2 separate regions of the Homo sapiens genome follow, and region 2 is linked to region 1. The links are chromatin loops, found by intact Hi-C in ENCODE. Cell type or tissue: GM12878. All regions are shown on one strand. Each heading gives the region's core, and the rest is flanking DNA. Links, peaks and the distances in the headings are about the cores only. Region 1 overlaps ST6GALNAC2 (ST6 N-acetylgalactosaminide alpha-2,6-sialyltransferase 2). Region 2 overlaps MXRA7 (matrix remodeling associated 7).

Region 1 (5,276 bases), core at 2,777-5,276:
GGTCTGTTCATGCCCCCCTCCTCTCTCTCCTACACCCCGCCCGTGGAGGTCCTGGTGAGCGGGAAGCCGCACGTGGTCCCCAACGTACTGCCTGCCACCTTCTACACCCCCTTCTCCCGCTACTACTCCCAGCCCCGCTCCTACCGCTCAGGGTACCGCGGCTACTCCGGCGCCCTGACCCTCCCCTCCATCTCCCCCTTGCAATACGACGGCTCTGGGCGCTCTGTCCACTTCTATCATGGGTCCTAGGCCGCACGCCTATTTTGGACCAGAAGCCTCTGCCAGTAAATTCAAGCTGCTACATCCGGACTTCATCAGCTACCTGACAGAAAGGTACGGAGTGGGGTGCCTGAAGAACAGCGTCCCCTTCCTTCCCCCTTTTACACACCCACCCACATCCAGTCAGCGCCCTCGCACGAGCCCCACGCACTGACCGATAACCAGAGCTCCACTGTCCCGAGTGCTGTGTGCAAAGCACTGTCACTTCATTTACTGTTTTATTTAGCACCTTGATAGAGGGAGGGTGATATATGTCAGTCACCAGGAAATGGACAGGAAACTCAGGATAACTCAAGGAGGTTTATACAAAGGCACAGACTGGGAGCTGGGACCATAAGGTGCACAGCAGCAGTGGCGCCGTCAGCAGCAGGGCATCAGAACCTTCAGGCCCAAACACAGCCAACACAAGGTGCCGGAAGGAACCCGGGGACCAGCCTCAACCCCCTTCCCTCCCTCCTGCCAGGGGTTCTCAATGTGGATGTGCATATGGTCCTCGTCTGGGGTTGTCACAAGGGTGGTGGCGGCAAGTGCCATCAGTGGGTAGAGGCCAGGGATGCTGCTGAACATCACAAGAAGCACCTGGCCCCAAGTGTCAACAGCACTGAGACTGAGAAACCCTGCTGTGGACCAGAGGCTCGAATCCCAGGGCAGGGAGCAGTTGGAGAGGGGTGTGTGGATGTGGGGAGGCAAATGAAGCCCCTCTAATTAGTCCCGTGCTACAGAGGAAGACAGGCTCTGAGAGGTCAGGTGATCGGCCTGGCACAGCTCGATGTGAACTCAGGCCTGAGGGCAGAGCCCGTGGTCACACCCTGGCCTCACTCTTGGACTGTGTGGGTCCGGTCACAGGGTCTGAGCTCCCTGTCCCTCACACGTGATTCCTACTTAATCAAGATGTGGAGTAGAGAGAAACTGCAGTCTCAGGCTAAATAAACAGGCCACCTATGCCCTTGGCAGTGTGGTTACTTAGTAGCTTGGGGTGAAAACAAGCTGTTGCCAAAAGGGGGAACCTGTGGTTCCTTTCTCACCACCCCCTCCCCCAACCTTACCTAAGGTCTCAAAGATCTTTGTATTTAGTCCACTTGGACCGAATAAAGAACTGACTGGAGTAGAAGGCCCTCAGTTTTTGAAGTTTTCCCACCTATTTGAATGTGTAGTTGTGAAGTGTGATGATAGCCATCAAGCTAGTGAGCTGAAATGTCTCTTTTTGCTTCCAGGTTCTTGAAATCAAAGTTGATTAACACACATTTTGGAGACCTATATATGCCTAGTACCGGGGCTCTCATGCTGCTGACAGCTTTGCATACCTGTGACCAGGTAAGAGGCCTTCTCTTCCAGAAGCCCATGCCGGCAGAACACAGGATAACAGAACCCAACAGGATCCCCTGATATCCCTTACCTCGGAGCTGGGACTCTTGGCCTCTGTTCGTGGAATCCCCAGTTCCAAGAGTGCTGCTGGTACTGCTCACTTCCTTGCCCACAACCCTGGGGCCTTTGAAGGACAGGTCCTGGGCCAGCCTTGCCTTGGCTCCGGACACCTGCCTCAGGCTTGCCTTGGCTCCTGACACCTGCCCCAGGCTTCCTTCTTTCACTCTTCTCCAAGGCAGCCACTCAGTATGGTATTTAAGGCTCAAATCATCAAACTGCCCTTGTGAAAGCCAAAGTCCTCAACATACTGGGCCAAATAGGGACATTCTTTTATGGGGACATCCTAGAGCTGGGGTAGGGCAGCAGGTTTAGCCTCCCACATGCAACTACTTTGAAATCACCGTTAAGAGTCATTCCTGATGGGATATGACCCACGTGAAGCTCATGGAGGCAGGGGCCAAGCAGCAGCTTTCAAGGAGAGGCCGTGACCCATGCTAAAGCTGGTATGGAGAGCTGGGGGCCAAATGCCTCTCCACGACTCACACCTAAATCTTTTCCCTCTTTTTTGAGACAGGGTCTCAACTCTGTCACCCAGGCTTAAGTGCAGTGGTGTGATGATCCTCCTGCCTCAGCTTCCCAAGTAGCTGGGTAGCTGGGATCACAGGCATGTACTGCCACGCCCAGCTCTTTTTTTTTTTTTTTACTTTTTGTAGAGACAGGGTCTTACCATGTTGCCCAGGCTGGTCTCAAACTTCCAAGCTCAAGTGATCCTCCCACCTCAGCTTCCCAGTGTTGGGATTACAGGCGTGAGCCACCACACAGGGCCTTTTCCTATTCTGATGCAGGAGTGTCTTGACTGCAGTCCCCAGTTAGGATGGAGAGAGTAGTAATGGGCTTTTGCCTCCACCCTTGAGTTCCAAATCCAGCTCTGGCAATCACCAGCTATGCCAAGTGGGGACACAGTGAGTCACCCCTGAATCCATCTCCCCACTTGCTAAGTGGGAATAAGCCCTAGACCATTATCCTCACCTCAGCAGACGGACACCTTTCTAAACTCATGTCACTTCACCCAAGTGTCTGTACACACTAGACGCTCAACAAATACTAATCCAGCGACTATCCTTGCCCAGGTCAGTGCCTATGGATTCATCACAAGCAACTACTGGAAATTTTCCGACCACTATTTCGAACGAAAAATGAAGCCATTGATATTTTATGCAAACCACGATCTGTCCCTGGAAGCTGCCCTGTGGAGGGACCTGCACAAGGCCGGCATCCTTCAGCTGTACCAGCGCTGACCCCAATGCACTGAGCCCTTTGCTTCTTCAAGAGTTGCGGCCCTGATCCTCTCAAGTGGCCAAAAGCTTTTTTAACTTTTCAATCTTCACCTTCCCTTGCCAACAGAGGGCACTGGGGTGAATTCAAGATTTTCATCGAGGTCTGTTCAATATAGGACACCCCAGCTTGTCCTTGGCTCATCCAAGAACTCTTCTGTATCTAAAACAATACATCTCAATCTTGGCCAAGGGAAAATGGACTGCTTTGCTGGATTGGCACTGAGCAACTTTAGGAAATGTCGGTGGAGTGTTCAGCAAGATCAGACAGCAGTCCAGGTCAAAGGCAAACACACACGCTCCAGCCCAAATCCTCCTGGTGGCACATCCTACCCCAGATGCTAAAGTGATTCAAGGACTCCAGGACACCTCTTAAGAGCCTTTCTAAGAACATGATAGGCTTACTTCTGCTCCATAATAAAGTGGGAGAAAAAAGCCAGAATATAACTTAAGACTAGATAACTGCGTACATGATGGACCATTTTTTTTTTTTTGGCTGGGTAGAGAAATCATATAAAACGCAGGCTGTTTAGCATGGAGATGACTCTCAGAACACTGGGAGGGTCTGGCACTTGATGGGGGTTAGTTGCTTGGCAGCCTGCCTGCCACTGAGGGAAGTCCCATTAGAGATGTATCACCACCTTGTCACCAACAGGATGATGTCACCAGGTAATAAACCTTCATCCTCATATCATGGCGTCAGTAAATTTGAACTCAGCTGACGGTAGTTTCCCAAGTTTATTGTAAGTGGTTTTAAGTTAAGTCTCATCCAAACAAGTTATCACACAGCACTTAACCAAGCCCTGGGATTTACTGTCTTGATGACTACACGGCTTTGCACAGTCTGAGATGCTTCAGTGTGCAAGGCAGCAGCTGGGGGGGAGGAGGGGGGTCTTCACAGGGACAGCTGGCAAGAGACTTCCTGAGGCACATCAGTTACGTTGGTCAATTTAGGGCACGGTCTGGTTCTGCAGCTTTGAAAGGTGGATTCTTTCTATTAGCACACTTTACAAGAGGGATTGTAAAGGATTAACTCAGTCACCAGAAACGAAACACCACTTCAGAAATTCAGAGACCTCTGATCAACAGAACAGACATTTGGGCTTTAACTGCTAAAGCAGCTACCTACTTGGGGAAACCATGGCATTCTGCTGCCTGGACAGCAGGAATTAAGAGAGATTTCAGAGTTACTGGCACGAGGACAAAGCCTCTCAGCTCGCTTCACCTTGGCAACCTTAAACAGTCCCTCCTTGGTCTCTATGATAGCAGTATGTTCCTTTGGATGGAATACTTGGTTTGGAAATAATGTAGTCAAATGTAGGATATGTAAGTACTCCTCAACAGTCACAATCCATCCTAGTATCTTAAATAGTGATTTTTTTTTTTTAATTTACAAAAGAGGTTTATTGGACTTACAGTTCTACATGGCTGGGAAGGCCTCACAATCATGGCGGAAGGTGAAAGCCACATCTCACATGGCAGCAGATAAGAGAAAAAAAGGTAGTGATCTTTTAGTAAAGAAACCTGAGACTGGTAGTGGGCTTGGAGCCAGAGGATCGCTTAAGTCCGGGAGTTCGAGACCAGCCAGGGTAACAAATTGAGACCCCCCCCCAACTTTAAAATTAAAAAACGAAAGAAAAAATAGCTGGGTGTGGTGGCTCACACCTGTAATCCTAGCACTTTGGGAGGCCAAGGCGGGTGGATTGCCTGAGCTCAGGAGTTTGAGACCAACCTGGGCAACATGGTTGAAACCCTGTCTCTACTAAAACAAAAAAAATCAGCCAGGTGTGGTAGCGTGCACCTGTAGTCCCAGTTACTTGGGAGGCTGAGGCACAAGAATTGCTTGAACCTGGGAGGTAGAGGTTGCAGAGATCATGCCACTGCACTCCCAGCCTGGGTGACAGAGCAAGACTGTCTCAAAAACAACAACAACAACAACAACAAAACAAAACAAAAAAAACCTCTCAAAAAAATGAAAAAAAATTTAAATTTAAATTAAAAAAAAAAATGCTGGGTCTGATGGCTCACACCTGTCATCTCAGCACTTTGGGAAGCTGAGGCAGGCAGATCACAAGGTCAGGAGATAGAGACCATCCTGGCCAACATGGTGAAACCCAGTCTCTACTAAAGAAGGTACGCGCCTGTAGTCCCAGCACTCAGGAGGCTGAGCCAGGAGAATTGCTTGAACCCGGGAGGTGGAGGTTGCAGTGAGCCAAGATTGTACCACTTCACTCCAGCCTGGCGACAGAGTGGAACTCCGTCTCAAAAAATAAAATAAAATAAAATAAAATAAAATAA
Region 2 (8,053 bases), core at 2,369-4,868, 130 kb before region 1:
CTCCAGTGTATCATCACGTTTGGCTTTCTTCATAGCACTTCATCCGGTCTGAGGTCATCTTTTATTTCAGTGTGGCTTGTCTGCCGCAGTGGAACGCCTGTTCCGGAGAGCAGGGCCCTTGCCCGCCACATCCCAGCTCCTGCAACAGGCCCGCACGCAGTAGGCACCTGTTGAATAAATACGCCACAATGCCACAAAAAGAAAGAACAGAAATCGCTGTGGGCTCCTGCCTAGAGGCAGGTCCTGTCTCTTTGTCTCCCACCTGGGGCAGCAGGAAGGTATCTTGTTTCTGTCCCTGCCCAGGCCTGTAGCCCAGCGCCCTGCACAGCCGCCTGCAGTTCTTGCCCTCGTGCTGTTATGTTATGCCCCAGAGAGGAAGACTGCTCTGTAAGGTAGTGAGTTTCCTGTGCCAGAAGCGTTCAGACAGAGACGGGATACCAGCAGTTCATCCAAGTTTCCATCAGCGACTGTTTTTCCTTAGGCGGAAGCCACACTAGATCAGTGGTTTTCTAACATTTTCTAAAACACTGGATCCTGGCTGTGTCCGGTGGCTCACGCCTGTAATCCCAGCACTTTGGGAGGCTGAGGCGAGCAGATCACCTGAGGTCAGGAGTTCGAGACCAGCCTGGCCAACGTGGCAAAACCCAGTCTGTACTAAAAATACAAAAAGCCAGGTGTGGTGGCGCATGCCTGTAATCCCTACTTGGGACTAATCAGCTACTTGGGAGGCTGAGGCAGGAGAATCGCTTGAACCCAGGAGGTGGAGGTTGCAGTGAGCCGAGATTGTGCCACTGCACTCCAACCTGGGTGACAGAGTGAGACCCAGTCTCAAAAGTAAATAAATAAAAAATGATAATAATAAAACACTGGATCCCTTCTTGCCTCTTCAGTGTCTTATGGAAGCCCAGGACATAAAGCAAAAACAGAGCTGCTCTGGGTGGCAGTCTAGGCCCCTTTTACTCTGTCCCCTCCTCCTTGCAGCAGTCTCTGCAAACCTAGGGTAGAATTAAAGGGCCTCCAAATCAGGTCCTATGACCCTGGGGGACCCCTGCCCAGACAGAGGAAGGAGAGGGGTGTGTGCAGAGGTGAATGTGGAAGGACAGATCACATTCCTGAGGCCATGGTGCAAAGAGCACCCCAAGTCCCAGCCCACCACCCCTACCCAGTGGCACCCTCGGTTCTTAGCCATCGAGGAGAGAGACCTCACCCAATCTGATGGCAGGAGAATCTGGAAGTAGAACTTGGAGAAACAGAGATTATTGAAATTGAACAAGGTCAGGCAATGTAGGCAGGTGGCATGGGTTTTGAGCAGGAAACACATTATGAAGTTGGCATTTGAAGATGTTCTTAAAGCTGGATGAGGGCTGGGTGTGGTGGCTTCTGCCTGTAATCCCAGCACTTTGGGAAGTTGAGGCAGGAGAATGGCTTGACCCCAGGAGTTTGAGACCACTCTGAGCAACATAGTGAGACCCAATCTCTACAAAAAATAAGAAAACTAGCTGGGTGTTGTGGCACACTCCTGTGATCCCAGCTACTTAGGAGGCTGAGGGGGGAGGGTTGCTTAAGCCCAGGGAGGTTGAGGCTGCAGTGAGCCATGATTGCACCACTGCACTCCAGCCTGGGCTACAGAATGAGTCCGTCTCCCCAAAAAGGATGAATTGGAGGAGAGCAGATGTAGGTGCCACCTGAAGGCATTGAATGGTTGTAGCAGGAGAACAAAGGGGTGAAGCCAGAAGCCTGTTGGAGTGAAGGGGAGACTCTAGAATTCAGAATAGAAAGGAAGTCAGGGCTGGGCGCGGTGACTCACGCCTGTAATCCCAGCACTTTGGGAGGCTGAGGTGGGCGGATCACTTGAAGTCAGGAGTTCAAGACCAGCCTGGCCAACATGGTGAAACCCTGTCTACTAAAAATACAAAAATTAGCCGGGGATGCTGGCATGCACATGTAATTCCAGCTACTCGGGAGGCTGAGGCAGAAGAATCTCTTGAACCCGGGAGGCGGAGGTTGCAGTGAGCAGAGATCCCACCATTGCATCCCAGCCTGGGCAACAGAGCAAGACTCTTATCTCAAAAAAAAAAAAAAAAAAAAAAAAAAACAGAAAGGAAGGAAGTCAGGTTGGAATCAACATTCCCAGGCCATGTTAAGGTGTCAGAGATGCTGTGGCTGCCAAGAAAAACTGGACAAGTGAGAGGGGGACAGTTTGAGACTTGGGTTACTAGGTTCTGGACAGAAGTTCCTGGGACATGCCTCATCCAGTTGCAAATACGGATTTAGAGAGTGGAGCCTGCGTGTCCCCAGCCTGGAGCTGTAGTTTGGAGGGGGAGATGGCTGAGTTGTTTTGCCGGGTATGGAGGAACAGAGGTGACCCCTGCCCCAGCCTGCCCTCCCTGCCCACCACCAAGCCCCCGGAGCTGGCGCCAGCTGGGCTTTGCTGCTCCCCCCCCGCCCATTGCAAAAGATGAGCAGCTGATTGGCTAATGGAGTCCTTCTGGAAGGAGTGAGAGCATTGTCAGGCACTGTGGAGGCAGCCCTGGGCCCGGCCCATTCTGGGGTTGGGGGGCCTGGGCAGGCCCCTTGTCGCCTTCCTGTTATCTCCATCCTTGCCTGCTGCAGGCAGGGGAGGGACAGGTGTCCCCTTGGGAGTTAGGAACGGCCTGCCTCCTGGAGCCGCTGTCCTCTAAAGTCATTCTGGATTAGCCAGTGGGATTGGTGCAGTCACAGCATGCGGCAGCTCTGGTGGCCACAGGGCCACAAGAGACCTTCTTTGCACTGCCCCACAGCAGAACCATCTCCTTGGGCAGCAGACACGCAGGCAGAAATCTGTCTCTATCACTCTCTCTCCCTCTGTTAGTGTTCTCTCTCTCTCCCCTCCCCCCGCCTTATCTATCCCTCTCTTCTCTCCCCTCCCCTCTCTCCCTCTCCCGACTTCAGCACTTTGCATCACGCTTGAATTAGCTTGAATCAGCCAGGGCAGCCATAAATGGCAGCGTGCAGCCTGCAGGGCGTGAGCTTGGTTCACTGTGTCTCCCAGCTACTGCAGCCTGGCCGGGCCCCTCAGCTTGGCCTCCGGGGCACCCTGGTCCTAGGCTCCTAGCACTGGGGAGGCTGTCAGGAGGCACGTCCCGTTTGCCTTCCCCCTCCCGCCTCCACCTCCTCCATTGGAGGGAAAAGCTGAATTAGAAAATTATCCCAGAACATGACATTAAAATGTGGTCTCTATTCAGTCATAAAATGCTGAGACTCTGATCAGTGAAGTGATGGAGCTTGGGCTCAGCCCAGCCTGCCCTGGGGACCAGCCAGGGTGACGCCAGCTGCCTGTCTCAATTCACTGTTTCCATGAAATTGATTGACTTTCATCAGAAACATGATGTATTCATTTGCCAGGGCTGCTATAACAAAACACCACAGACCGGGCACCTTCAGCAACAGACGTTTCTTTTCCCAGAGTTCTGCAGACTGGAGGGCCAAGTTCAGGGTGTCCGCAGGTTCGGGTCCTCCTAAGCCCTGTCTCGCTGGCTTGCAGTTGGCCGCCTTCTCCGCCTCCTCACATGGTCTTTCCTCTGTGCACTCACAACTCTCATGTCTCTGTGTGTGTCCGAGTTTCCTCTTATAAGGACAGCAGTCCTTGGGTTAGGGCCCACCCTAATGGCTTCATTTTAACTTAATCACCTCTTTAAAGGCCCTGTTTCCAAATAGAGTCAGGCTGAGAGGTAGTTGGGGCCAAGGCTTCAGCATATGAATTGGGGCGTGGAACACAGTTCAGCCCATGAGCCGAGTAGCCTGAACACTCCTGGGACCAAGGGCATGGACAGGAACTCCGCGGTGATGATGGCCTTGGGTGAGGTTTGAGTCAGCGCTCGAGCAGCTGCTCTGTTCCGTTTCCTTTGAGACCTCAGGAAGAATCAGCTGCGTACTCTGTTGGGTTCGTGCCGCCTCCAGGAAATGATCCTGGTCGCACCCACCATGGCACAGCTGCCTGATGGTGGGGAGGACTCAGACCATGAGACCCTGGAGAGATTGCCTTTGGCTGGCCGCACCTTCACGGATTCATTCAACGCTGAGCTGAAGGCCAGGTGCCTTTAGCATCGCAGTTTGGGCCTTTATCATCTCTCCCCTGAGCTCTGTACCCTCTTCTCATAGTTCCTCCTGCCTCTTCTCTTGCCCCATTGCAATCCTCCCACCTCAGCCTCCCAAGTGCAGCTCTCACTCTGTTTGTCCGTGTTTATTTTTTTCGTTTAAAAAATTTGTATTGACACCTGTTTATTTTTTATTTTTATTTATTTTTTTAGAGGCAGGGTCTCCCACTGTCACTCAGTTGGAGTACAGTAACATCATCATAGCTCACTGCAGCCTCAAACTCCTGGACTCAAGCGATCCTCCCACCTCAGCCTCCGAAGTATCTGGGGCTACAAGCACATGCCACCACCCCCGGCTAATTTGTTAATTTTTTATAGAGATGGGGGTCTCACTTCATTGCCCAGGTTGGTCTCAAACCCCTGGCATCAAGCAGCCCTCCCACCATGGCCTCCCAAAGTACTGGCATTACAGGTGTGAGCCACCGCGCCCAGCCTTGTTTATCCCTGTTTGAAAGTTTCAGGTGGCTTCTCACTTCCTGAGGAATGAAACCAAACGCTTTAGTGTCCTGTATATGATCTCTGTGGTTGCAGACCCTGCATTTCTGCACACTGTTTCTTTCTTTCTTTTTTTCTTTTTGAGATAGAGTCACGCTCTGTCACCCAGGCTGGAGTGCAGTGGTGCGATCTCGGCTTACTGCAACCTCCGCCTCCTGGGTTCAAGAGATTCTCCTCCCTCAGCCTCCCAAGTAGCTGGGATTACAGGCACCCGCCACCACACCTAGCTAATTTTTGTATTTTTTTAGTAGAGAGGGGGTCTCACCGTGTTGGCCAAGCTGGTCTTGAACTCCTGGCCTCAAATGATCCACCTGCCTTAACCTCCCAAAGTGCTGGGATTACAGGCATAAGCCACAACACCCAGCCTCTGCACACTATTTCTGACTGTGTCACACCCACCCTGCAATCATACCCAAGTCTGTAGAGCCACTGGAAGAGCCGAGGTGTTCCGTGCCTCCATGCCTTTACATGGGCTGTGCACTCTGCCCAGATGCCCTTCTCTCTACATCTGCCTGGCAAGCCCATCTCGGACCCAGCGTGGCTTTCTCATCCACTCTGAGGCCTTCTTTGCTCCCTGCAGACACAGCTGAGCTCCCTTTCCTCCAGGCCCCCACCGTGCACACTCCTGAAAACATAGCTGCAAATTTGATTGTGCCAAAGCGGAAGGAAAGATGGGCGTGCTATGAGGGAGGCACGAAGGTAAAATCCTTAGTGCCAGCTCTCTGTTGAGCACAGCCTTAGACGATGGAGCTCTGGTATTTCGCACAAGGTTTTGCTTTATCCCTTCCCATCCCGTTGCACACACACACACACACACACACACCTGAAGCTAAAGAGCCACCCCTTGCAGAAGGGTTTGTGTCTTTGTCTCCATTGCACTGTGTCTGAAACCGGCACTTCTTACTACTGGAGTCAGCACTTTCACTTTTCTGTTGTGTCCACACTTTTATAAAATCAGGGCAAAATGCAGTCAACACTGGTGGTTTTATTGTTTTATTTTGTTTTGTTTTGTTTTTGAGACGGAGTTTCGCTCTTGTTGCCCAGGCTGGAGTGCAATGGCTTGATCTTGGCTCACTGCAACCCCCACCTCCCGGGTTCAAGCGATTCTCCTGACTCAGCCTCCCAAGTAGCTGGGATTACAGGTGCCTGCCACCATGCCCAGCTAATTTTTTTTATTTTTTAGTAGACCCAGGGTTTCACTATGTTGTCCAGGCTGGTCTCGAACTGCTGACCTCAGGTGATCCACCCACCTCAGCCTCCCAAAGTGCTGGGATTACAGGCCCCCGGCCCCCGTTATTTTTTAAAAAAGTAAAACACCACAGCCAGAAGCAGGGAGGCTGAGGCAGGCAGATCCCTTGGGCCCAGGAGTTCAAGCCCAGCCTGGGCAACATGGCAAAACCTCATCTATACCAAAAATACACAAATTAGCCAAGCCTCGTGGCCCATGTCTGTAGTCCCAGGTACTAGGGAAGCTGTGGTAGGAGGATTGACGGAGCCTGGAAGGGCAAGGATGCAGTGAGCCGAGATCGCATCACTCTACCAACAGCCTGGGTGACAGTAAGACCCTGTCTCAATAATAACAATAATAATAATTGGAATTCATTCAATTATTATTAGTATATTCTTTAAAAGCCTAACAAGTTACCCAGATAAAAGTGAGGATGTTATTTCCAGTAGAAGCCCAGGTGTGAGGCCCTGGGATGCCTCTATGAGGTGCAGTTTGATAACCACTCAAAAAAACATTCCATGGCTATCCAACCCTTGACTTCAGCAGAGCTGAGATTTGATGCAGGCAAATTTGAGATGTTCTTGGCCTGCAAAGTCTGAGTGTGGTGAGTGGTGGACAGGAGAGGTGTCAGTGGATGGCGGACACCGTGGTCCAGGGGCTGTGGGAGTTGGAATGGAGCGGTTCTCAGGCAGGGAAAGGCAGGGTGGAATGGCCTCAGGACAAGCACATGGTAGGGGAGGGGGCTCTCCAACGAGTCTCTCCACCCGGGCCCACTCTAGGCAGCTCACTGCTCTGGTCCCAGAGGGTCCTTGTCCCCCAAGCAGAAATTGGGCTCCTGGGCCTATGCCCCCGCCCATCCAGATAAGTAGATGGAAGGGGGAGGGTTTGACCGCCCCAACTGGGGCCACGGGATTCAAGGGACAACTTCCAAAAGAACAGGGGATTTCTGCACAGACAACAAAATAAATGGCCAATTGAGCAGTGTTTTCAAGCTTTTTTTAATTAGGTGTCACAATAAGAAAGAAATTTTAAATTACATCCTGTATATAAAGTCACACAGCTACACCAGAAGTTTTTTGTTGTGTTGTTGTTTTGTTTTCTTTTGTTTGAGACAGGCTTTCACTCTTTCACCTAGGCTGGAGTGTAGTGGTGTGATCTCGGCTCACTGCAGCCTTGACCTCCTGGGCTCAAGTGATCCTCCCACCTCAGCCTCAGCTGGGACTACAGGCACATCCCACCATGCCCAGCTAATTTTTGTAATTTTTTTGTAGAAATGAGGTTTGACATGTTGCCCAGGGCGGTCTCAAACTCCTGGGCTCAAGCAGTCCACTTGCCTCAGCCTCCCAAAGTGCTGGGATTACAGGCGTGAGCCACCTCACCTGGCCCCAGAAGTTTTATAAACCAGTATCTAACTCTACCACACACAAAACACTGTTTGTCTTTAATTTCTTTTTCTTTTTTTTTTTTTTTTTTGAGACAGATCTCAAAAAAAAATCCAGTCTGTTGCCCAGGCTGGATTGCAGTGGCGTGATCTCAGCTCATTGCAACTTCCGCCTCCCAGGGTCCAACGATTCTCCTGCCTCAGCCTCCCAAGTAGCTGAAGCAGTCGTGCACCACCACACCCAACTAATTTTTGTATTTTTAGTAGAGACGGGATTTCCCCATGTTGGCCAGACTGGTCTCGAACTAATGACCTCGTGATCCATCCGCCTCGGCCTCCCAAAGTGCTGGGATTACAGGCATGAGCCACCGCGCCCAGCCTTGTCTTTTATTTCATTCTGGGATACAGGGGTGTCCCCAGAGTCTTAGTGCAGTTTTAATAAATAACTTCAGATGTTTAAATGTACAAACCTACAAAACATCAGTTGAATATTTACTTATTTAAATTTCTTTTCCACTTAGTTTCCTGACAGTCAAGTGCTAGATTTTTTCATTTTAATTCTCCGCATGTGCTAGTGTCTGGAGGGACAGGCAGGCAAAGGACCCCTTTCCTGGGCTGAATTGACCTCCCTTGAGGTCACGTGTGCACAAAATCCAGTTCTTTGGAACCTGGTGAAGCTGGAATCACCAGTGCAATCTTTTCCCGTCACTGACCAACAGTCGATAAAAGGTTTTTCGAAGTTTGAACAACTAGAGCCATGTATAGCACTAGAGGGGGTACTGTAAGAATCTGAGTGAGAGATATCAAGGTATT

Evidence for each region. Peaks named below come from ENCODE experiments on the same cell type or tissue, not always from the same donor. Only the 100,000 strongest peaks of a DNase experiment are listed, where the experiment ranks them.
Region 2: a loop joins it to region 1, with 2.0 times the contacts of the local background. A loop is called at or near these places in 20 of 110 quality-filtered maps.

What each region holds. Positions count from the first base shown.
Region 1 is chr17:76,563,770-76,569,045 of GRCh38, reverse strand. ST6GALNAC2 (ST6 N-acetylgalactosaminide alpha-2,6-sialyltransferase 2) reads left to right here. Exons shown (of 9, transcript NM_006456.3): 7 at 250-333; 8 at 1,494-1,593; 9 at 2,775-3,669. The coding sequence ends at 2,942. It overlaps SNHG16 (small nucleolar RNA host gene 16), which reads right to left. Exons shown (of 3, transcript NR_038111.1): 3 at 3,698-5,276. LOC122455342 (testis-specific serine/proline-rich protein) reads left to right here. Exons shown (of 1, transcript NM_001395979.2): 1 at 1-249. The coding sequence ends at 249. Among named protein-coding and RNA genes, the nearest start is that of SNORD1A, 4.8 kb to the right of the region's middle. RefSeq lists enhancers at 1,287-1,787, 1,788-2,288. In GM12878, for the core only: no CTCF peak of the experiment used is centred there; no DNase peak of the experiment used is centred there.
Region 2 is chr17:76,692,755-76,700,807 of GRCh38, reverse strand. All of the region lies in intron 1 of MXRA7 (matrix remodeling associated 7), which reads left to right. Among named protein-coding and RNA genes, the nearest start is that of MXRA7, 14 kb to the left of the region's middle. RefSeq lists enhancers at 1-167, 168-672, 1,995-2,547, 2,548-3,101, 3,102-3,655. In GM12878, for the core only: no CTCF peak of the experiment used is centred there; a DNase peak (open chromatin) is centred at 3,837.